Regions from separate parts of the Homo sapiens genome. Here region 2 is linked to region 1. A link is a loop called in an ENCODE intact Hi-C map of the cell type or tissue named here. Cell type or tissue: heart right ventricle. All regions are shown on one strand. Each heading gives the region's core, and the rest is flanking DNA. Links, peaks and the distances in the headings are about the cores only. Region 1 holds the start of LOC105373903 (a long non-coding RNA gene). Region 2 has its middle 70 kb from the start of ACSL3.

Evidence for each region. Peaks named below come from ENCODE experiments on the same cell type or tissue, not always from the same donor. Only the 100,000 strongest peaks of a DNase experiment are listed, where the experiment ranks them.
Region 2: it touches region 1 in a loop (2.5-fold over the local background); 5 of 110 quality-filtered maps call a loop at or near these places.

Annotation. Positions count from the first base shown.
Region 1 is chr2:222,728,585-222,741,189 of GRCh38, forward strand. LOC105373903 (a long non-coding RNA gene) reads left to right here and starts at 11,379. Exons shown (of 4, transcript XR_001739904.2): 1 at 11,379-11,947. RefSeq lists an enhancer at 2,073-2,192 and a silencer at 5,506-5,800. In heart right ventricle, for the core only: no CTCF peak of the experiment used is centred there; DNase peaks (open chromatin) are centred at 5,577 and 7,925; H3K27ac peaks cover 1,005 bases.
Region 2 is chr2:222,785,022-222,797,626 of GRCh38, forward strand. No RefSeq gene overlaps it. Among named protein-coding and RNA genes, the nearest start is that of ACSL3, 70 kb to the right of the region's middle. RefSeq lists enhancers at 9,542-10,464, 10,465-11,387. In heart right ventricle, for the core only: no CTCF peak of the experiment used is centred there; DNase peaks (open chromatin) are centred at 4,759 and 7,090; H3K4me3 peaks cover 970 bases; H3K27ac peaks cover 3,664 bases.

The sequences.
Region 1 (12,605 bases), core at 2,206-10,205:
CTAGATATATTTATTCAGAGACAGGGTCCCACAGTGTTGCCCAGGCTGGAGTACAGTGGCATGATCATAGCTCACTGAAACCTTGAACCCCTGGGCTCGAGAAATCCTCCTGCTTCAGCCTCTGGAGTAGGTGAGGCTACAGACACATACCACCACACCTGCCTACTTTTTAAAAATTTTTGTAGAGACAGGGTCTGGCTATGTGGCTCAAGCTGGTCTCAAACTCCTGGCCTCGAGCAATCTTCCCTTCTTGGCTTCCCTAAGGACTGGGATTACAGGTGTGAATCACCACACCTGGGCCTAAATACTATTTAAAACAGGTGAGTGATATATTAGATATGTTGATCTATGATTATTCTTTTTGAAAATATCTTTAAAATGTTACCTGTTCATTTACTTAGAAACGTGTTGTTTTTGAACTTGACAGTTAATTTTATAATTATAATGTGTGTATGTATAGATGTATAAGTATATATAAACCTATATTATATATAAGCTATATATGCATATATAATTATAATAAAATAATATAACATTATAAATATACTAATATGTATATATGCTTAATAGTCAGGACACTCTCCTCCTTAAAAAAAAAATTGAGTTACATGCTGAAAAGTCTAGGGATTTAGGCACAGATCCAGATACTCAAATGCTATCATCAGGGCTGGGTGCGGTGGCTCACACCTGTAATGCCAGCACTTTGGGAGGCTGAGGCAGGCGGATCACCTGAGGTCAGGAGTTCGAGACCAGTCTGGTCAAAATGGTGAAACCTGGTCGCTACTAAAAATACAAAAAATTAGCCAAGTGTAGTGGCACACACCTGTAATCTCAGCTACTTGGGAGGCTGAGGCAGGAGAATCGCTTGAACCCAGGAGGCAGAGGTTGCAGTGAGCTGAGATCATGCCATTGCACTCCAGCCTGGGTGATGAGCAAAACTCAGTCTCCAAAAAACCAAAAATAAAAAAAAAACAAATGCTATCATCAGAATGCAGTCTTGCACCGTCTCTCCTCTCCTGTCTCCACTGTGTGGACTTCACTCTTAGACTCCTTTTATGGTGGTAAGATAGCTACCAGCAGCTGCAGGCACACATCCCACCGGGTCAGCATTCTCTGGGGAAGAATAGCTTTTATTTTCCCTAGGACTGGGTCTCATTAAACTGACTTATCCATCTATGAACCATCAGTACGGTCAAGAGGTTGGAATATGCTGATTGCCCTGGTCTATGTTGTGCAGTTCAGTGTGCTCTCAAGAGCTAGGGGTACGATGCAGATGGCTGGTTTGTCTGAACCATGTAGACTGAGTATAGAAAATAAGGGGTTCCCCGGCCGGGCGCGGTGGCTCATGCCTGCAATCCTAGCACTTTGGGAGGCCGAGGTGGGCGGATCACAAGGTCAGGAGATCGAGACCATCCTGGCTAACACGGTGAAACCCCGTCTCTACCAACAATACAAAAAATTAGCCGGGCGTGGTGGTGGGCACTTGCAGTCCCAGCTACTCTGGAGGTTGAGGCAGGAGAATGGCGTGAACCCGGGAGGCGGAGCTTGCAGTGAGCTGAGACTGCGCCAGTGCACTCCAGCCTGGGCGACAGAGCGAGACCCCGTCTCAAAAAAAAAAAAAAAAAAAAGAAAAAGAAAATAAGGGGTTCCCCAAAGGAAAATCAGGGTGAAACGATTCTGGAAAAACAAAACTGTCTGCTACAATAACATTTACATTTGACTTTTAGCAAAGGAGTCAGGAAGAGAATATGGAAACGGAGAGAAAATGAATGGGGAGGGAGAAAAACATGGGAATGTAAAGAACACATGTTTCAGTAAATTGGACAAGGTCAGTGCTTCATAATCTTGGCAATGTATCAGAAAAATCTAGGTAGTTAAAAAAAGAAAGGATTTCTGCACTGTATCCCAGACTGAGTGAATCAACATCTCTGAGAGTGGCATCTGGGATTGGTAAATATTTTAATCGCCCCAGGCAATCGAAATGCAGCTTATCCATAGACTCACTTTGGGAGCCATTGAACAGGGTTGCATGAAAGCACAGGCTCAGCTGCAAAACAACCTCAAATTACAGAGGCCTGACCAAGAAGCTGATTTCTTTCTTACCTAATAGTCTGGAGGCGAATGGTCCAGGATGGTGGGTGGCTCTGCTTCACGTGTTCATTTAGAGACCCAAGTCCTTTCCATCCTGCTGTTCACCAGCCCCTAGGGTGTTGTCTTTGTTGAGCTGAAGCTGGCTGCTACCACATCCACATTGCAGCCCACAGGGAAAACGGAAGGAAAGGACCAGAGAAGCACTGAGTTGTATGTTAAGGCCAAGGCTCAGAAGTGGCACACACCACTTCCACTTTCATTATATTGGCCTAAACTTAGCCACATGGCAGCAAGCTGCAAGAAATCTGGAAAGTGTAGTCTTTCTTTAACCTAAGACATAAAAATTTTTGCCTTGACTCTCTAAATACACACACACACACACACACACACACACACACACACACAGAGGTAGGTGGGCATATGCTGAGCTAAAATTAGACACCTAAAGTTAAACATTCATTACTTTCAGTTAAACATCATAAATTGAGTGCCTGCACTAATATTTATTCCTTCCCGAAACTCCGTAAATAAAGGAATAAAAATGGTCAAAAGTAAGAAAGTCCCAAAGAGAACAGGAGATGAGTAAGAGGAGAAAGTGATGTCAACACTATTTTGCAAAATGGAAAACAGAAGGACAAGTGGAAACTGACCTGGCAGAGCAGAACAGGCAGAAACTTAATGCCAGAGAGAATTGAAGGGGAAAGTCCGGTAAGGAGTAAGCTGATTCCCACTGCAGAACCTGGGAGAAGCTGAGCTATGGAAGGCACCACCTAACTGAAGGTTGAGGGTGGAGGGAAAATCCAGAGAGAGGAATGGGAAGTCCCTTGAAGTAGCAGTCAGGCTCTCAGATTTCCTGCCCTAGTTCCTGGAGCATAGTCACCCTCTACCTGGATAGGCACCGGAGCTTTGCTCTTGGAAATTTTAGGGAACCTCTGAGCTCTGGGACACCAGGCTCAACCAAGGGGATGGGGGTGGTGAAGTGCCCTTAAAGCAGATTCAGTGGAACTTCCTATTAGATGGTAAATTCCTTAGTCCCCTTCCCACACTAGGTTCCCATGATCCTAGGCAGCCACTTTTATATTCCTCCAATGGGAGACTGGTGAGTTCCTCTCTGGGGAAACTGACCAACAGAAGAGGGAAGACCTGCCAGGTTCCAATTTCTGTAGGTCCCCATCTGCCACACCATAGTGAAGCCCACCAACAGTCTTTTCACACAGAGCTGCCACTCAGCTTTTAGTGACAGTAATGGACATCCAGGAATCACCAGACATTTCAAGAAAGGCTTCAACAGGAGAGAATATACCAAACAAGGAACATGGGAGAGATGAAGATAGCAGGAGAAAACTTCAGAAAATGGTCATTGATATTTTTGGAAAGATAAAATTTTACAACAGTAAAACAAGAACAGAATGTAATGTAAAAAGGAACATTTATTAAAAAAAGAAAGTGACATAACTACATGGAGATGATGGGTGGAGGAGAAAAATAGGTGCAAGAATGCGAGGGAGTCAAATCCTCCTGTTGCATGGGAGAGTGCTAACAGATGAGGTCTAAAATTAAAAAGTGAAGAAGCAGCAGTTTAAGCATGCAATGTAGACATATAGAAAAAGCAAAAGGAGTTGAAAATTACTGACGCTGGAAGCAGGATTGGAAGGTGAGGCAGAAGACTGCTGGTTTTCATTATAAGCTAGGACTGTTTGATTGATTCATCCATGCCCATGATGATGTTAAAATATATTTTAATATTTTTATTGGTTTTAATATTGACATTTTATACTTTAAAATAACAAAAAATACTACTTCATATTTTAAAGACTATCTTCCAAGAAGATGTTGAGATATAAATGTAGTAGAAGCCTCTATATGACGTGATCAGTGTGAGATTACTGTCGAAGCACTAGGGCGAAAAGGCAATTTAAAGGAAACTTGGACTTAAGACCTGAGACATTTGAAAGAATCCTGGAACTTTCCTGGGGGAAAGTGGGAATTCCTATTTTAAGAAATCTGAGCAAACTGTTATAGGCCAAGCTGCCAAATGTCTGTAGAGGGTTGGCAGGTGTTGTAGAAACTGCAGATCCTCTGGTTTTTAAAATTTTGTTTATATACTTGAATAATAGGAAGTCAGTTTGTTTGGATAATATCTGGAAATGAGACTTTTCTTTTTAAGTTATAACAGAAATACTTTGCATAGCTTTAGTCAAACACTAGTAATTGACTCCTCAGAAAACCCCCTCCCATCCCCCCAGCTGGTGTCCCATTAAACGAGTTGGATACTTGCTTTCTCTGTCTTCCTCTCAGCCAAGAATGCCCATGTGACCTAGTTTTGGCCAATGAGATATAAGGGAGTCTGCTTAGGGGCTTCTAGATGTTTCCTCCTGCCTGATGGGAGGTTAGTGCACAAGGAGAAAGATTCTGCATCCTGCTTTTGAACAGTGTGATGATATCATTTTGGAGCTGTCTGTGGTCATCTTAGCAAACCATGAGGGCAATTCCAAAGGAGTTATGAAGACAACAGTCCAAAACCCTGGCATCGATATATCCCAAACAAACACCAGTAACTAACTTAGGTGTCCCTGTTATGCAAGAGCAATATAGCCAAGATCAATCTGGTTTTCTGATGTTTGCAACCAAAAGCATCCCTACTCTCACCATTGGTCCGAATATGCCATTGGGTTATTTTTACAAATGATATCGTGGTCTCAGTGATTAGGCAGTATTGAGTGAAGGGAGGTAAAATGATTTACTCACATCAATGTGATCATTCCATTCAATTCATACTTTTGTAAGACAGTTTATAATGGAGCCCCTGAAGAGGTGTGCCTTGACACACAGATGTTGCAAGTGCGATGAATTTTTGACCCCTCAATCCTGGGGGTTAGCAAGAGAGGACTGGAGTAGCAGGAGTCTCTAGGGCTACCAGAGTCCCAGAGCAGTGAAAACTCCCTCTGGGCCTCTTTACCTGTTTACCCAAATCACTGTGCAAATCTAATCCTTTCCTCACAGTGCTGTCAAGTCAAATATGCCAGGAAGCCATACTCTGGGATTTACTTATGGCATTTATGTGCATTCTCTCTCTCTTGGTTTTCACAGAAGCATTCTGAAGTTATTATTAATCTCATCTTCCAAATGCAGAAATTGAGATTTAAATCTCAGCGCCCCAATCCGTACAGCCATTTGGTAGCAGAGTCAGAATTTGGAACTAGGGCTCCAGACTCACTCTCCTGCTGCAGAGAATAAGCATCCTTATTATTCCCAGCTCCCCATTCTCATTATACACTTTCCTCTGAGCGTACCTGACAATGGTCGACTTTCATTGCTGAGAGGGGGTGGCGGGAGGAGGAAGCGAATGGGGTGATGTGATGTAAGCCAGGAGAACGAGGGTGGCTCAGCCAACTCAAATCTCTTTGTTCATGGTTTGTGAAGATGTGACAAGACCAGAGAAGCCAGAACAGAAGATAGAGGCCACATTGTTCTGCTGGCCTGGGGCCGAATGTACTTCCTCACCATGTGTTTCTTTAGCCTCCTGAACTTTGCTCGATGGCATTGTACTGGCCACTGTGCCAGCTGCTCAGGGTGGGAAAAAGAAGGAAGAGTTTGCGTGGGAGCAATCTGGGCTATGTCCCAGCATATGTGGCATTTCTGCTTGTTTCTTTAACTTCCAGAGCTGTTTGTCTGAGACTTTCAGCCCTGGGGCTACTACTGGTCAGAATGTTTTATTTCCACTTGTGAACCAGGATGGTGGGGATCTGGAAGAGAACTAGAGGCATCTGGGGACCAGAGGGTTAGTCCAGCCTTCTCCAGGATGAATCCATTTCCCCAAATCACAAAACCAGTTAGTGACAGAGGCAAGAAAGGGACGAAATTCTCCCCCAAGTTAGTAGAGCTGGCTCAGGGAGAGTCCAGTTTGGAAGCCGCTTCCTGGATGTGTGACCCTGGCCAAGAAACTTCTCTCCAAGCTGGAGGTTCTCCATCTGTAAAGTAGGGATTATAAAAGTGCCTTTTCTGTAGGAATGAAAGAAGTAGTTGAGGTTATTCATGTAAATAGCAAACTCTACTGCCTGAGCACACAGGATGTGCTGAAATGTTTGGTTTCTATTATTACTGATTCCTAGACAGCTTCTCTCTGTTCAGTTTTGCAGCTCTTTAGTGTGCTAATAGCTAACTGTGAGGATCACAACAGAAAGTGTTCCATTCATCAAAACACACTTAGAGCTGGGCTAAGTAACTCATATCTGTAATCCCAGCGCTTTGGGAGGCTGGGACTATAGGTGTGAGCTACTCAGCCCAGGTCTAAGGAGTTCAAGACAGTCTGTACTAAAAATACAAAAATTAGCCTGGCATGGTGGTGTGCGCCTGCAATCCCAGCTACTCAGGAAGCTGAGGCAGGAGAACCACTTGAACCCAGGAGGTGGAGGTTGCAGTGAGCCGAGATCGTGCCACCGCACTCCAGCCTGGGTGACAGAGTGAGACTCTGTCTCAAAAAAAAAAAAAAAAAAAAAGAAAAAGAAGTAGAAAAAGAAAAAGACCAGCCTGGGCAACATAGACTCTATCTCTGTAAAAAATTGCCAGGCATGTGTGTGTGTGTGTGTCTGTGGTTCCAGCTACTCATGAGGCTGAGGCAGGAGGATCACTTGAGCCCAGATGCCTGAGGCTGCAGGGAGCTGTGACCATACCTCTGCACTCCAGCCTGGGTCACAGAGTGAGATCCTGTCTTAAAACAAACAAAAAACCAAAATCAAAACCAAAAAAACCCCCTCACTTTACTGTATGTAAGTTATAACTTAATAAAATTGAATTTGGTTTTATGTTGAAGTATTTATTCTATCACAAACCATCAAGCCTCATTAAAAACATGTAACGCTGTCATTTCAGCAGATCCTTACACAATTATAGCTGCAACTGAAACCATGACAGCAAAAGGTATCAGTTTAGAGGGAACTGAATTTTTTAAAGTGTTTTAACATTAGTCTAAGTGTAGGTGTAATGGATGTCAACTTGAGTGCAGTTATAGATATTTGCCCAGAGTATTGCTTAAGTCTTCTAAAAATCTCAGTATCCAATTTAAAAAATGTGCCTTGTGGTTAAACAATGATTGTTTGGGGGGCTTTAAGGAAATTGCTTATTTTTCCCTTGCAGCTTATATGCTTTTCCTTGCCCAAAGATTTGAACAGTTTTTAATGAACTCCAGACTTTATTTCTCTAAAGCTTTGTAAAGTCAGAATACATTTTCCTGCTTTCCCCTTCACCCAAGCAGAGGTGACCTGGCTCCTCGGGAACCTGGTGTCAATGGTGGCTCTCTCATGGTGGCATCAAGATCTACCCTACATTATAATGATGTGTGAACATGTCTTATTTTCTCTTCTGGATTTTTAGCTTTTTGAAGTCAGGGGCTGTATCTAAATGATGTTCCTACTCCTAATGCTTCTGAATATCATGCTGAATGCAAGAAAAAAATCAGCCAATCATTACTGCTAACTGATAAAATAGAATTAAGAAGTGATGTATTGTTTCATAAAGAACCTGAATAAATAGGGGGAAAAATGAACAAAATACTGTTTCATTATTATTAATGGGTAGAAGCAGAAATTAGAAGTAATATGCTGTTTCAGAGGGGATGCTAGGTCCTTGGTTTAGTAAATAGACAATCTTCCATTAACATGACAATTATTTCCAAATTAATGCTTCTGACTGAACCTGGAATTAGGGCACCTGAACTGTAATCCCAGCTCTGTGATTAGCAAACTGTGGAAACTTGGCCACATCCCTTGGGCTTCTGAATATCAGTTTCCTCCTCTGCACAGTGAAGGGATTGAAGTCGTTATTACATCATCACCCAAGGTCCTTCCAGTTTTAGCATCTGCCAAGTGCCTCCTCTTGGTGTCATCTCAGTTCCTTGGACACAGGAGACCCTCAGGAAATGCCTGTGAGTTGACTGAGGGAGTTAGTTAAGCGGTTGGACTTTAACATTGTTTATTTTGCCAAATCTTTTTTATGGATAAATATAAAACTAAATCTCAGCCCAGCCCCTCTTTACATTAGCATAAATTCCAAATTGGCAGTTTTCAAATTACTCACATTTTATATTAGCTATTTTTAATTTGGAGATGTCACTTTTACATCTTTCATGTCTGATCCATGAGTTACAGGGGTTTTTTTTCTAGATAAAAGGGATATTTAGAGATTGTCTCATCCAAGATTCTAAATCTAAGGTCTCTAAATCTATAGGCTTTAAGTACCCATGAACTCCCCCAAATGTAGCCCTCAGAATCTTGTCATTCATTATTGGTTTTCTCAACCTTCTTTTTATTAGTAGCACTTGTCACCACCTGAAATTCTCATGTATTCACTTTTGTCATCAAGTCTGTGCCAGAGCTCCGCACCGTGACTATGAGTTCCAGGAGGGTAACACTTCATTCTGTCCTATTCACCGCTGCATCCCACGGTTCACAGAACAGGACCTGACGTTCAGTAGATGCTCAATAAACATTTGCTGACTGAATGAATGTGTAAGCCAAGGAAGTCCCAGTTCAATATCACATTCCACAAACTCACACATCCAATTCCACAATCCTTTTTAAACTATGTAATTTCTGGAGTTTCTAGAATAAGTAACGAAAGGAGGTGGGAATATCTTCCAAATATACATCAAGCTTCCTAAAAATCCTCTTTACCCACCCATCTCTCCCACATTTCACACATCAAGGCAGAGATATCTTGAGCTGCCTTTTCTCATTCTTCCCAAAACTCTTTATGCTGGGACCTTGTCATCTTCATTTCCTCTCTCCTCTGTGCCCCCAAATCTATTCTTTTTGTTGAGATATAATTTATGTACCTTAAAATTTAACTTTTCAAAGGCTACAAATCAGTGATTTTTAGTATAGTCACAAGACTGTGCAACCATCACCAATTCCAGAACGTTTTCATCACCCCATAAAGAAACCTGTGCCCATTAGCAGTGCATCCCCATTGTTCCATCCTTCCAGCCTCAGGCAACCACTAATCTACTGTCTGTCTCTATAGATTTCCCTGTTCTTGGCATTTTACATAAATGAAATAATACAACCTTTTATGCTTGGCTTCTTTCCTTTAGCATCATGTTTTCAAGGTTCATCCATGTTGCAGCATGATATGAGTCCCTCATTCCTTTTTATGACTGAATAAGATTCCATTGTGTAAATGTACCACATTTTGTTTACCCATTCCTCGGCTGATGGGCATCTGAGCTGCTTCCACTTTTTGGTAATTATGAATAACATTGCTATGAATATTCATGTACAAATGTTTCTGTGAATATTTCTTTTCAGTTCTCTTTGGTACATAGCTAGGAGTGGAATTGCTAGGTCATGTTTAGCTTTTTCAGGAACTGACAAATTATTTTCCAGGGTAGCTGAATCACTTTTACATTCCCACTAGCAATGTGTGAGGGTTCTAATTCTCTACATTCTTACCAACACTTGTTATTGTCTATCTTTTTTATACTAGCCATCCTAGTTGATGTAAAGTGGTATCTCATTGTGGGTTTTGATTTGCATTTCCCTAACGGCAAATCAGACTAATGAGACTGAATATCTTTTCATGAGCTTTTTGGCTACCTTCACTGGGGATATGTCTTTTCAAATTCTTTGCCTATTTTTAAATTTAGTTATTTGTCTTTTAATTGTTGAGTTAGTAAGAGCTCTTCACATAGTCTGGACACAAGTCCGTTGTCAGATAAATGACGTGTGAATATTTTCTCTCTTTCCATGGGTTGTTTTTCACTTTTGTAATTTTGATGAAGTCCATTTTATCTACCCCAGATCTATTCTTACCTTCTACATCAGCGCCCTGACCTTTCTTAGGTAAATCAATCCAGCCTCTCTTGTTACGTCCAGTTCTCCTCTCTACAAGTTCCTGATCTGTTTAACAAAGATCCTGAGGAAAGTAGAGCAAATACAGTATCTTCTTCAGAATGTGAAAAGATGAGTAATGTTTGTCACCTATATTTTCATAGTTTTGTCCCTTTCAGATATACAAAAAATACCGCCCAATGGGTTCACCTTACCCACTGCCTACACAGAGCCGATTTCTCAAGACGGGAATCACAATAGAGAAAGGATAATTAATGCAGAGCCGGCTGAGCAGGAGACTGGAGTTTTATTATTACTCAAATCAATCTCCCCCAACATTTGGGGATCAAAGTTTTTAAAGACAATTTGGTGGGAGGGGAGGGGCAGTGAGTTGGGGAGTGCTGATTGGTTGGGTCAAAGGTGAAATCATGGGGCGTCCCTGTCTTCTTGTGCTGAGTCATTTCCTGGGTGGGGGGGTCACAAGGTCAGATGGGTTGGTTTCTTGATCTGGGTGGTGCTGGTTGATACATCAAGGGTAGAGTCTGCAAAACATCCCTAAACTGATCTTAGGAGCAGTTTAGGGAGGGTCAGAATCTTGTAGTGCCCAGCTATGTGACTAGTAAACCATAATTTCTAATCTTGTGGCGAATGTTAGTAGTTTAGTCCCCAGGCAAGAAGGAAGTTTGTTACGGGAAAGGGCTATTATCCTCTCTTTGTTTTAAACTATAAACTAAGTTCCTCCCAAAATTAGTTCAGCTTATGTCCAGGAATGAACAAGGACAGCTTGGAGGTTAGAGGCAAGATGGAGTCGTTTAAATTGGACCTCTTTCACTGTCTCAGTCACAATTTTGCAAAGGTGGTTTCAATATTTAGGCACAATATGCATTTTTCTGAGCAGATGAGTCTATAGATTTATTTCATCAGATTTTCAAAGCTGTCCTTGATGCCAACAATATTAAGAAATGTGCATGTAGACTCATTCTCTTGTGTTTCAGGAAAATGAGACCTAGAGCAGTTGAGTGATTTGGCCAAGGCCACCCAGCTTAGTAGTGACAGTTCTGCAGATACTCAGTATCTTGGTCTGTTTTTGTGTTGCTGTAAAGGAATATCTGAGGCTGGGTAATTTATAAAGAAAAGAGGTTGGCCTGGCACAGTGGCTTACACCTGTAATCCTAGCACTTTGGGAGGCCGAGACAGGTGGATCACTTGAAGCCAGGAGTTCAAGACCAGTCTGGCCAACATGGTGAAACTCCATCTCCACTAAAAATACAAAAATTAGCCAGGCATGGTGGCACATGCCTGTAATCCCAGCTACTTGAGTGGCTGAGGCATGAGAATCACTTGAACCCCAGGAGGCAGAGGTTGCAGTGAGCCAAGATTGTGCCACTGCACTCCAGCCTGGGTGACAGAGCAAGATCTGTCTCAAAAAACAATAAGAAAAAAAAAAGAAAGAAAAGAGGTTTATTTGGCTGATGGTTCTGCAGGCTGTATAAGAAGCATGGTGCCAGCATCTACTTCTGGTGAGGATTTTACGGAGCTTCCCCACTCATAGCGGAAGGTGAAGGGGAGCTGGTGTGTGTGGAAACCACATGGCCAGAGAGGAAGCAAGAGATGGGGCAGGCACCAGGCTCATTTTAACAACCAGCTCTGGTGAGAACGAATAGAGTGAGAACTCACTCACTGCCCCGCCCACACACAGGGAGGGCAATCATCTATTCATGAGGGATCTGCCCCATGACCCAAACACCTCCCATTAGACCCCACCTCCAACACTGGGAATCAAATTTCAACATGAGATTTGGAGAGATCAAACATCCAAACTATTGCACTCAGGTTTCCTTATCTTCCTCCCTGACTCACCATCACACCATCCCACTGTACCATGATGCCTACAGAATTTCACATTGCAGGTAAATTTCTCCAGGAGCAGCACATGAATCCAGTACCAATATTTTATCAAATATTTATTTTTCAGAGACTAAGGCCAGGCAGTATTGACTCGGAAGGCTGTGTGGGAGCTGGAGAACCAGGTGAGTCTTGGTAGGAAGCAGAAGCATCGGTCCTGAGGCTCCTCATGTTTTCAAGGTTCATCCATGTTGCAGCATGATGAGTCCCTCATTCCTTTTTATGACTGAATAAGATTCCATTGTGTAAATGTACCACATTTTGTTTACCTATTCATCGGCTGATGGGCATCTGAGCTGCTTCCACTTTTTGGTAATTATGAATAACGTTGCTATGAATATTCATGTACAAATTTTTCTGTGAATATTTCTTTTCAATTCTCTTTGGTACATAGCTAGGAGTGGAATTGCTGTGGTCCCAGCTACCTGGGAGGATGAGGTGGGAGGATCACTTGAGCCTGTGATGTCCAGGCTGCAGTGAGCCGTGATCACGCCACCGCACTCCAGCCTGGGCAACAGAGTGAGACCCTGCCTCCAAAAAAAAAAAAAAAAGCCGAAATCCTGATAAAGCTCAAATTAAAAAGTCACAAAAAGAAGAGTGGGGGAGGGGATGGTGAAGATAAGGTACATCACCACCTGGTCTGGGCTTGGATGGAAACAAACTGCAGATTTAAATCAAAGGCGGTGCATATGGTGAGAAATGGATGCGGAATCATGAAAATTAACACTTACTTAGCAAAGTGGGAAACAAGAAAGATGGTACAACTGACAACCTTAAGTGATC
Region 2 (12,605 bases), core at 1,640-9,639, 56 kb after region 1:
GATGGAGGCCTCCACTGAATAGCTTCCTCTGACACTGGCATCTCCTTTCTGTGCAATTATCCTAGCACAATCCTTGTTGGCTGAAGGTCTGGAGCCCTCAGATTGAGGGTCGGTGTCCTGCACACCAACATAACCTCAGAGACAAGGTGGACAGTGGCCTAGGAGCAAAGGTTTGCCACAGCACCTCTGCAAGATGGTAAGGTAGTCAAGCAGGGATGCCAGGGTCAGCTGTAGAACCAGAAGGGAGCCCAGTCTAGTAGAATGGAGACAGAGCTCAAGCCAACTCTGACCACAAGTGGAGGTGGACCCCATCCTGGTACCTTGGTAGTGTCCAAAGGCAACAACACCAACAGAACATGGGTGAGTGGAGGTGTCAGTTATCCTGAGGACGCCATCCTGATTTGCCAAGAGCCATGGTTTCCCAGGCAATTTAGAGGAGGGTTAGAAACCACATCCCCCTAGGAGATGGGAGAAAACCTCTGGAAACATAGCTGGGAAGTCCAGTTCACATTCCAGAAGCTTTTATTGTAGGCTTGAGCTGAATAAAGCTTCCATTGGACCAAGGTCCGAGATTTCTCAGCAACAGCAGAGGCAGGTGTGGCCTCAGAAATTAGGACATTGCACATCAGGCCATTTAATAAATATTTTTCAAACTGTGAACTGCAACCCATTAATGAGTCATGAAATCAACATAGTGGGTCTGTAACAGCATTTTTTAAAAATGAGAAAGATAGTAAAATAAAATAGGTTAGAAAGAAAAAATCAGAGTGCATTCCCTGTAGTAGAGGTAATTAATGTAAAACTTCTATTACTGTGTGTATGTATGTGTGTACATGTGTGTGTGTGTATGTGTGTATGTGTGTGTTTTCCAGATTTTTTTTTTTAAATGGAGTCTCACTCCATTGCCCAGACTGGAGTGCAGTGGTGTGATCTCAGCTTACTGCAACATCCACCTCCCGGGCTGAAGCGATTCTCATGCCTCAGCCTCCCAAGTAGCTGGGATTACAGGTGTGCACCACCATGTCGGCTAATTTTTGTATTTTTAGTAGAGACGGGGTTTCACCATGTTGGCCAGGCAGATCTCAAACTCCTGACATCCAGTGATCTGCCAGCCTCAGCCTCCCAAAGTGCTGGGATTACAGGTGTGAGCCACCGCACCCGGCCTGTTCCAGATTTTGATGTAAAATATATTTCTTACTGTGAGTAAGGGTAAAAAATGTTTGAAAGCCATGGATTCTTACTGCTTAGATAAGCACTTAATTTGTATAACATAGTCTTCAGGACATTTTGTACCCTGTTTCATTTTATGACTAAACTAACAGGAAGCAAAGTGATCCAGGGCATTGACTGAAATTAATTAAGCAAATATCTCCTAGTTTGAGGAGGATGACATGTTCTGGTTTTCTGTAGCTCTTTTGGCACATTCAAATATTTCTCCTTTATTCAGGGAGAGGATTGTTTGCTCTTTTGCTGCTCTTAGTTCCTTCTTTCTCATTATTAGCAACGTTATGTTAGTGAAATAATGTCCCGGGACATTGTTTACCTCAATTTTCATAATTTCGGTCATTGGTTCCAACATTCCTCCTTTCCATATGATACCACTTCACATCCACTAGGATGGCTATGATCATAAAGACGTGTTAGCCAGAATGTGGGGAAATTGGAAACCTCATACACTGCTGTTGGGAAAACAAAAATGGTGCAGTCATTACGGAAAATAATCTAGTAGGTCCTCAAAATGTTGAACACGAAGTTACCATATGACCCGGCAATTCCGTTCCTAGGTATATACCCAAGAGAAATGAACACATATGTCTACACGAAACTTGTACACAAATGTTCACAGCAGCATTATTCATAATAGCTCAAGGATGGAAGCAATTCAGATATTTATCAACTGATTTATGGATAGACAATGGTGATATATCCATGCCATGGAATCTTATTCAGCCATAAAATGGAATGAAGTTCTGATACATACTACAACATGAACAAACTTCTAAAACATAATGCTAAGTGAAAGAAGCCAGACACAAAATGTCACAGATTGTAAGATTCCATTTTTATGAGATGCCCAGAATAGGCAAAATCTTTAGAGATAAACAGTAGGTTAGTGGTTGCCAGGGGCTGGGGAGGAGAGAAGGAGAAGGGAGTTGTCTGGAAATGGAGAATGACTGGTAATGGGTTTCTCTGGGGGATGATTAAGATGTCCTAAAATTGATTGTGATGATGGTGGCACAGCTCTGTGAACATACTAAAAACCACAGAATTACACACTTTAAATGGATGAGTTATATGGTATGGCAATTAAAGCTATGGTTTTGAAGGAGCACAGGTAGACAGATGGGCTCTCAAACAAGAGTCAGGACTTTTTGGGATGATAGAAAGTTTCTATATCTTGACTGTGGTGGTGATTAAGAGATGTATCAATTTGTCAAGCCCCACTGCAATGTCTATAAATTAATCCTCAATAAAGTTAATGCTGGGGCTGTGTTTGCCCCAACTTACAAACCTGCAGCTTCAATTCTCCTAGGGGTTCAAGATGCTCCTCATATCATATTCATGGACGTGGGTCACTAGCCCTGTTGCTCCCGAGATTCCCTAAATTCAGCTGAGCTTTCTCTCATCCTCTGAAATGAATCCAGAATGTCTAGAATCCAGACAAGTAGGCCTGGCTGGGGCTGAAAACCTGCTATGAAGCTGGCAGGAGCCCCTTTACCTTCTCATAAGGAAGGACACTGACCCTGTGTGATGTGTATGACATCCTAATGCTCGCTCGGCAGCAAGGCTCAGCCAAGAGGACTCAGAAGTGGGCAGGAGATTCTAGGATTCTTTTTTTTTTTTTTTTTGAGACAGAGTCTCGCTCTGTGGCCCAGGCTGGAGTGCAGTGGCATGATCTCGGCTCACTGCAAGCTCCACCTCCTGGGCCCATTCCATTCTCCTGCCTCAGCCTGCCAAGTAGCTGGGACTACAGGCGCCCGCCACCACGCCCGGCTAATTTTTTGCATTTTTAGTAGAGACGGGGTTTCACTGTGTTAGTCAGGATGGTCTCAACCTCCTGACCTGGTGATCCGCCCGCCTCGGCCTCCCAAAGTGCTGGAATTACAGGCGTGGGCCACTGCGCCCGGCCGTGGGCAGGAGATTCTAACCCATGCTGTCACTAACCTTCGGCCTCAATCAGGTGCCTGATGTCTGACGTGAAACCCCCCTGACTTCCCACCATCCAGCGTCACATTCTTTCCCCACAGGATCACATCCCAGTTATTTAGCCTCAGGCTTCATAGTGTGGCACTCCCTCATGTTCCTTGACTAGATTACTTTGTTCCATTTATTCACATGGGGACCTCAGTAAACAGAGGCGAACTCTGCTTGGGTGACCAAGAATTCCAATTCCTGAGCCTCTAGGAAGCTGCTGGAAGAGAGCCAGAACAGTTGTTTCAAGGCGCTACCAATCGCAGCTGCATCTTCTAAACTCTCCTAAGAAGCAAGAGCTTTGAGTAGCTGGGATTTTTTTTTTCTTTTCTTTTCTTTGTTTTTTTTTTTTTTTTTTTTTTGAGACAGGGTCTCACTCTATTACCCAGGCTGGAGTGCAATGGCACAATCACAGCTCACTGCAGCTTTGATCACCTGGGCTCAAGAGATCCTCCCATATCACCCTCAGCCTCCCAAGTAGCTGGGACCACGGGCAAGAACCACATGCCTGGCTAATTCGTAAAAAAACAAAATGTGTAGAGACAGGATCTCCTTATGTTTCCCAGGCAACATGGTGAGATCTCGAACCCCTGGGCTCAACGGGCTCAAGTGATCCTCCAGCCTTGGCCTCCCAAAGAGTTGGGATTACAGGCGTGAGCCACCATGTTCAGTGGAGTAGCTGTTTTCCATAATAATTATTCATATTTATAGAATGCTGACAAGGTATCTGGGACTTGCAAGCATTATTTTATGTAATCGTCGCAATAATTTTATTGGTATGGTATTATTTTCCCTATGTTACAGATGAAGATTAGGCTTCAAAAGTTTAAGTAACCCGTCAAAGGCCGCATCACTGGAGCATTTTAAAGCAGGGATGCAATTGCAAAAGCACCAGTCAGAGCTCAGAATCCTGTTCCAGTTGGGATATACACATGGACTTCACAAATGAATGTAAGGAAGATACTCTTGTGAAGTATGAATTCATCTCCTAGAAACTTTATTTCCCGTGGGCTTCTCACCCACTGAAACAAGACATTTCAGGACTTTAGGTAAAAGGCAAATATTCAGTAGAGCAACTCAGTTACTTCTCAGATTTGACTCAAATTAAAAAAACTGCATCAAATGCAACAACACCATAGGCTTGACTGTCAGACTCGAGAGAGGGTGTAGGAGTGAGAGCAAGGATTACTAACTTAGTTATTAAAGTTATGTATCAAGAACTAAGCCTGGACAATGGAGTTTCTTTCTTAAAAATAAAAAAGAAGTCCTTTCACTTTTAAAACTTTTAAAAACCAATATGTCATTGTTTTCCACTTTTTATGGCTAGGAGGATATGATGAAGGGAAAGTGAAACCCACATCTGGCAAGTAGAAGAAGAGAGCAAAAGGGAAAGCAGAGAAGTTCAAACAAAGATTTCTACCTGCTTCTGCCTGAGGGCCACTGTGTGTGCATGCGTGTGTGTGTGTGTGTGTGTGTGTGTGTGTGTGTGTATGTGTGTGATGAGTGACAGGAGAAAGAGAGAGAGAAGGACTCAGCTAGATCTGGGGGAACCAGAGCATCTCAGGCCCCCAGGAGAACTGAAGCTGCAGGTCTGTAAGTTGGGACTGTGTAACTCGGCATGAGATGATGGTGGGCAGGTGCCGTGAGAAGCCAGGGGCTAGGTAAGCCTGAAGCAGTGGTCCTTTTCCCCAAAACCTGGCACACACAGGAATGAGACCTCCTCGTATGCTTGGAAGGGAGGTCGTGGCCGTTCTGAGTGTGCAGTGGACCAGCAGGGGCCTGGGTCAGCAGATGGGGATCCCAAGACCAGGGATACCAGCACCACAGGTGCCAGCTAGAGGAACCAGCGGATCTTCCTCAAAGCCATGGGATCAGGAACATCTCAGCTCTCAAGCAGACCAGGAAGGAGACCAGTCCCTCTGTGGAGATCAGTGTGGATCCAGCAGACAAGCATGGGTCATCATTCAACCCACGGTCCTGTAAACCAGCGGTCCCCCAGCTTTTAGGCAACAGGGACTGGTTTCATGGAAAACAATTTTTCCACAGACGGTGGCAGGGGAATGGCTTCAGGATGAAACTTGCTCCAGTTCATCAGGCATTAGACTCTCATAAGGAGCACACAACCTAGATCCCTGATGTGCACAGTTCACAATAGTGTTGGCCTCCTATGAGAATCTAGTGCTGGCACCGATCTGACAGGAGCAGAGCTCAGAAGGTAATGCTCACTTGCCCATCGTTCACCTTCTGCTGTGCAGCCCAGTTCCTAACAGGCCATGGACCAGTCTTGTCCAAGGCCCAGGGGTTGGGGACCCCTGGTATAAACCACATACACCCCAGTAACCCCAGAGGCCATGTTGGAGAGGAGCAGGCAGAAGGAGAAGAGGAAGAGACCTTGAGGGACCCAGCATTTGTCTACAGGAACTGTTTAAATAATAGAATTGGAATAAACTGGTCTGAGTCTTAGCTGTTTCCCCTGCTGTGGCCCAAGCTGTGTCCTCTGAAAAATTCATATGCCAAGCTACCTCAGAAGGTGACTATATTTAGGCCAGGTGCGGTGGCTCCTGCCTGTAATCCCAGCACTTTGGGAGGCCGAGGAGGAAGGATCACCTGAGGTCAGGAGTTTGAGACTAGCCTGGTCAACATGGTGAAACCCCGTCTCTACTAAAAATACAGAAATTAGCCTGGTGTGGTGGTGCAAGTCTGTAATCGCAACTACTCGGGAGGCTGAGGTAGGAGAATCACTTGAACTCAGGAGGCGGAGGCTGCAGTGAGCCGAGATCGTGCCATTGCACTCCAGCCTAGGACACAGAGAAAGGCTCCATCCCAAAAAAAAAAAAAAAAAAAAAAAAAGAATGTGACTATATTTAGAGATAGGGCCTTTAAAGACGTGATTAAGTGAAAATGAGATCTTTAGGGTGGGCTTTTATCCAATCTGACTGGTGTCCTTATGAGAAGAGGAAATTCAGCCACAGAAAGAAATAGCAGGGATGTGTGGATGCAGAGGAGAGATCGTGTGGGGACATAGCGAGAAGGCAGCCACGTGCAAGTCAAGGTGAGAGGCCTCAGGAGAAACCAGACCTGTTGATACATTGACCTTGGGCTTCTAGCATCCAGAACTATGAGAAAATAAAAATCTGTTGTTTAAGACTCCCAGTGTGCGGTACTTCGCTGTGGCAGCCCCAGTGAATAAATACACTCCATCTCCACCTCCAGCTTCCCCCACCTAAGTGTCCCCAGTAGGGTGGGGTCTTGAGGAAAATCAAACCATTTAATAGGAATATAAGGAAGCTATATTTTTTGACCTTGCTCAAATCATTTGGAAAACAAATGTTTTAGAACTTTAAAAGAAAAACTTTACTTAGAAATAATCTACTCTCATTTATCTAGTCATGTGAAGAAGAAAGAAAATGTTTACTTACTACCCCTAGATATATTCAAAAGCAAAAAACCCCAAACTATATTTCTTTAACATTTCTAATCTGATGTTTTCTTAAAGAAGTTAAATTAGCACAATTTATTCGAAACTAATGAAGTTCACCATATTTTAATTTCAAAGTCAGTCTTAGAGAATTCTAGTTTCATCCTATCTTCCATTTCGTAAAATTGAAAGGTCATGTTTTCCCACTAAAAAAAGTGCCCCTGAAATTAACTTCAGAAGTATTTCCTTACAAGTGGTATTTGAAAGTATGTTGCTTTTTTGTTCCTCGTCCATACTTCTATTTTAATATGTTAAATATAAAAACAGAGATGAGGAATTTCCTCATGAATACTTCTACTCAGGGACAGGATTTGAAGGAAATGAGACAAACACAGCCAGCCCTTGGTGGGGGCCGTCCTCTGTCTTTCTTCAGGCCCAAGCCCTTCCTTCCTCATTGTAAGTAGGACACTCGGTGCCTTAGCTGGTTGCCTCATTCAAGCTGAAGTGTACAGAACAAAACCACTGCCACTGACAGGGACACGGAGCCTGGACGCTGTGTGCTCCCAACTGTGTGTCCGTGGAAACATTTGCCAAGTCTTTAACAGTTGCAGCGGATTAAACACAATTTCCTAATGTTCACGGCTTCCTTGGGCATTCATTTAATTCATCACAGGCCCTGTCTGACAAGTATTAGGATCGAGGCCAAACACCATCCTAAGTTAGTCTGAAAAGAGGAGTTTCTAAGCTCTTGCTCCTTCCCCGCAGACTAACCCACTGGCCTCTCACAGCACACCAATCAATAGCTGGAAAGCTGGACCTTGGCTTTGACCGGAAGATTCTTCCGGCTAGTCACAGTCTCTCCTCGCCTTTCCAGTCCAGATCTGTCTGTCTTAGAGCAGAGAATGTGTGGATTCAGCACAAGTCTCCCCAGAGACATGCAAATGCAAAAAAGAAATGAGTATTTCGACAGAACACGTCAAGTCAATGAAGATGGCGTGAGGATGTTTGAAGGATTAGGAGGACAGTGGAGCTTTGTGGGGTCTGGGCAGGACAGCAGGTCATCCATGGTGCAGAGAAGTAACTGTTATTCTCTTCCTTTTAAATCTATTGCTCTTCCAAAAACAAGATTCCCTGTTAGTGGTTAAGAATCCCAAAACGCAAACCCGTGATAAAAATTGCTATGTCACTTTCTGGAAGCCATCATTTTCTCTTTATTTCCAAAATAAAGATGCTCTACCCTCCTCCTCCTCCTTCTTCACTAAAATGTTATGTCTGAGCATGGTCAATCAAAATTCAAGAGGTATAAAAAGAAATACTGTAAACCAGTTTTTTTTTTAAATGAAGAAATATTTCCCTTAAAGCATAAAGTGCAGAAACATTGTAAAAAAAAAATGCCATGTTTATCCTCAATTCTCCCTCTGAAGACAGTTTATTACCAGTTTCTTGTGTTTACTTCCAGAGATATGTTATTGGGTTGTGCAAAAGTAATTGCGGTTTTTGCCATTAAAAGTAATTGCAAAAACCACAATTACTTTTGCACCAACCTAATGTACATAAGTATATTCCGACATGTTATTTTGAGCTCCACAGAAACAAAACAAGATTTGCCACCTGGTGACAGACCATCCTGTTGTTCCCAAGGAGAAAGGTGAGGTCATGATGTGGATTATGTAAGGTCACGAGGCTCCCTCCTAGATATTCTGACCCCTGCAGAATTCTTTATGTGATTGTCCTGCCTTTTATCCATAGGTCAGAAGACACACTCCATCTCTGCTTAAGTGAGGCAGAATAAAATAAAATCTTATTCAGAGTATTTCCAAGTCTAAATTGTGGGGCACAAAAAAGTCTATTATTTTGCCAGCAGCACCTACAAGGTCTTTTGTCTACAAATGTAAATCAATCAGTGTTTTAGTCAGCTTGGGCTGCTATGAGAAAATACCATAGACTGGATGTCTTAAACAACAGATTTATTTTCTCACAGGTCTGGAGGCCAGAAGTTCGAGATCAACGTGCCAGCAGGGCCGGTTTCTGGTGAGGCCTTTCCTCCTGGCTTGCAGACCACCGCCTTCTCATCCTGTCCTCACGTGGACCTGGCATTTCCTGTGTGCATGAGAGGATAGAGATAGAGCTCTCTGGGGTCTCTTCTTGTTTTTTTTTTGAGACGGAGTCTCACTCTGTTGCCCAGGCTGGAGTGCAGTGGCACGATCTTGGCTCACTGCAAGCTCCGCCTCCCAGGTTCACACCATTTTCCTGCCTCAGCCTCCCGAGTAGCTGGGACTACAGGCGCCCGCCACCACGCCTGGCTAATTTTTTGTATTTTTATTACAGACGGGGTTTCACCATGTTAGTCAGGATGGTCTTGATCTCCTGACCTCGTGATCCGCCAGCCTTGGCCTCCCAAAGTGCTGAGATTACAGGCATGAGCCACCATGCCCAGCTGGGGTCTCTTTTTATAAGGACACTAATTCTATCAGATCAGAGCCTGACTCTTGTGACCTCATTTAACCTTAATTACCTCCTTAAGACCCTATCTCCAGATACAGAAGGTCTCCAACTTACAATGGTTTGACTTATGATTTTTTAACCTCATGTGGTGGGAAAGATCCAAATTCAATAGAGACCATACTTCGAGTGCCCATACACCCATTCTGTTTTTCACCTTCAGGACAGTATTTAATACATTGCATGAGATATTCGACACTATTATAAAATAGGCTTTGTGTTAGATGATTCACCCAACAGTAGGATAATGAAAGTATCCTGAGCAGGTTTAAGATTGGTTAGGCTAAGCTATGACGTACAGTAGATTAGGTGTATTAAATGCACTTTTGACTTACATTTTCAACTTACAATGGTTTTATTAGAGCGTAACCACATCTAAAAATTAGGAGCACCTGTATAGTCAAATCAGGGATTAGGGCTTCAACATATGAATTTGACAGGGGGTGGGGGAAGGACACAATTTAGTTCACAACAGTTAGCAACATTGATAACTATTTTAATAAAATAATAACGGCTACTATCTAAGTGTCAGGCAATGTGCAGCATGCTTTATGCATATTACTTAGAGTCCTCAAATGAACTCCACGAAGTGGACATTATTATCACCAGAGTGATTGAAACTAGAAACATTTAACAAGTGGTATGTTTGAGCACTGACTAGTCAGATTGAACACCAGCTATAAACAAGCACGGTGGCTGTTGTTCCAGTGCATGCTGGCCAAAGATGAGCCCCCAAATGATCACGTTTTTCAGGTAAAGAAGGAGAGGATTGGAGAGGAGAAGGGAACTGGACAAGCCCACGCAGCTGGCATATGGTGGAGCAGGGACACGTCTGTCTTACTCAACATTATTTTGCCTCTCTTCTACCTTGCCAGGAGTTATCTGCTGGAGATCCCCATATTTCTCTACTTTGGTGAGTCTTTGAGTGTTTTCCATCATATTCACAACTCAATGACTGTGCCTGCCACGACAGAGGCTGGTTTGGGATCAAGTCAGTTTGGCCACTGTCTCCTCTCTGAACAGACTCAGACTGCGGTAGCAGGGGATCGTCTTTGCTGTCCATGCTGGCTCACGTTTGACACTATTGCAATGTTTCTGCATCTGGGTCTTTGCATTGGACCAAGCTGTCTTTTTCCAGAAGACATATCTGGGTCTTTGGGGTCATTTGCCTTCTTCCCTGAATTTGACCTCTACTGTCAATCTAGATTTGGGTTCATGCTGACTCACCATACCCATTACATGCTGCCTTTGTTCCCTAGCCTGACCTGATCTTGGGCCTCAGGCTACAGCCTGCTTTTCCATTACAAAGTACCCAAACACCAAACACAATGCTGTCTGAGTGCCCCCTTTCCCTGCCAAATTCTTTTTTTGTGCTATTTGGACCTCAGCTGCTGACACTTTCCTCCATAAGCCTTTATTCCCCTCCCCAATGAACTAATGAACTCCGCTTCCTTTTCTAAGTGCTCCTCATTCTTTCTCTTTCTTATGTTTTTTATTTTTGTCTGTTTTTGTTTTTTGAGACAGAGTCTCACTTTTTCACCCAGGCTGGAGTGCAGTGGTGCAATCTCATCTCACTGCAACCTCTGCCTCCCAGGTTCAAGAGATTCTCCTGCCTCAGTCTCCCAAGTAGCTGGGATTACAGGCACACGCCACCACGCCCAGCTAATTTTATTTTTTCTTGCTTCCACATTCCCCCTTTTCTTCTTTTCCTTTTTCTTTTCCCCCTGTTTTAGGATTGCATTAGCACGTATCCAAAGAGCAGCCTTCACTCTTGATATTTGGGGCTTAGGAACATCCCTGTCTCCTGGGCTGTCAGGGGCATAGTATATCTGTGGGACATTCTGTAAACCTGTCAGTCAGTGATACCTACAAGCAACCAGAATTAGGCCATTTTCAAGGCACCTTCATTAAAGATTAAAAGGCAACCTTGCCTGTCCCAAATTTTACCACACTTCCCCCCAAATGTCACCTTGTCCAGAGGGAAAGGGAAATACGTGATTGGAAAATCTGCTATCATATGCAAACTTTACCTGGACATGCCCCACTTCTTCAAATAAAGTTCCACTGTGCAAACTATTCTACGGCCCTATATCCTGCTGTACTCATTGTTACTAGAATAAATATTTGCAGTATAAGCAGAACTTTGTTCTGAGGATAAATCCACAGGATACTTAGCACTCTGACAAATGAAAAGCCAGTTTTTAGCTGCCCTTTGTTTGATACAAACTGGATGTTGTGTTTTCTTTTCTGGGTTATGTATAACGTACAAATTCTAGGCAATCTTTGACAAGAACTTATAATAACAAACTGCCTTTTGACAATGACTCTAGAGAGCCTTCCTGTCTCCAGAAAATATCCCTCTGTGGCTCCAAAGGTCTCAGTCTCAGGGTGATGTCCTGGCTACTTTTCTTTTGCACCATAAATGAAATGACAGTGAAGACATCAACCTCGCCATGTTGGAAAACTGCCTAAGATGTTTCTTGGAACTGTGGCCAGTCCCAGGAACAGAAAGGCATGATGTTCACAGCTAAAACTTCCTCACAGCGGCCTGCTGTACCTCCTCATGCCTGAGAATTGCTCTGAGGAAGGACTCATTTACCACATTTGCACTGCAGAAGTCAACACCCAGCGATCAAAGGACATCCTGGAAAAGTCAGTATAGATCCTGAACCAAAAACCTCAGAAGTGATTCCAGGCTGCTGCCCAAGAGCTGACATGCATACATTTGTTCATCACTCAACAAATATTTATTGAGTGCTATCTCTGTTGTAAACACTGTACTGGATGTGAATGTCCAGCTGCAGAAGAAACAGACCCAAGCCTCCGGGAGCTGACTGTTCCCAGGAGGGGGCCCTTGGCTCTTTGCAGTGAGTTGTCATCCTGGGCACTGACAGGCAGTGGTGTGAGCCTGCTGAGCCAGAGAGACGATGAGCTGCTCCCACAATACCCAATAATCAGGCCCCAGGGTGCCTCCTCTGCTGTACCTAAAACACTTCAGATGAACTGCAGCTTTTCAAATCTGCTCTTCATGTGTCAAAGAAATTTTGGAATTTTTTTCCTACAGTAAAAGATGAAAAACAGGAGCCCGACAAGCAGAACCTATACCTAATGTTAAGGGGAAGACCGCCTAGGTTCCACACTTGAGAAATTATTTTTGAGAATGTTTAATCTTGTTAGAACGGATTTCTGTGACTGCTGCCAGGGTCTCTGAACCCTCAGCAAATAAATGCAGATGACATTTATTTGCTGAAGATAATGCTACCATAATAAATGTAAAAGGGTCACTATCTTTCCCCTAAACTTCCTCCTCCCCCAAAATAATCTTTCCTGCAGCTTATCTTCTTTGACTCTAGGGGGCATAGCCATTAAGTCTTTATTCCTTTTGAACTTGATGCCGTCTGCCTTTGGCAAAGAATTGCCCTATTATTGTTTCTGAAAGAAAGTATTTGAAAAATTTAAAAGCCAGTTCTTGGCCTTGTATTTTTTTTTTTTT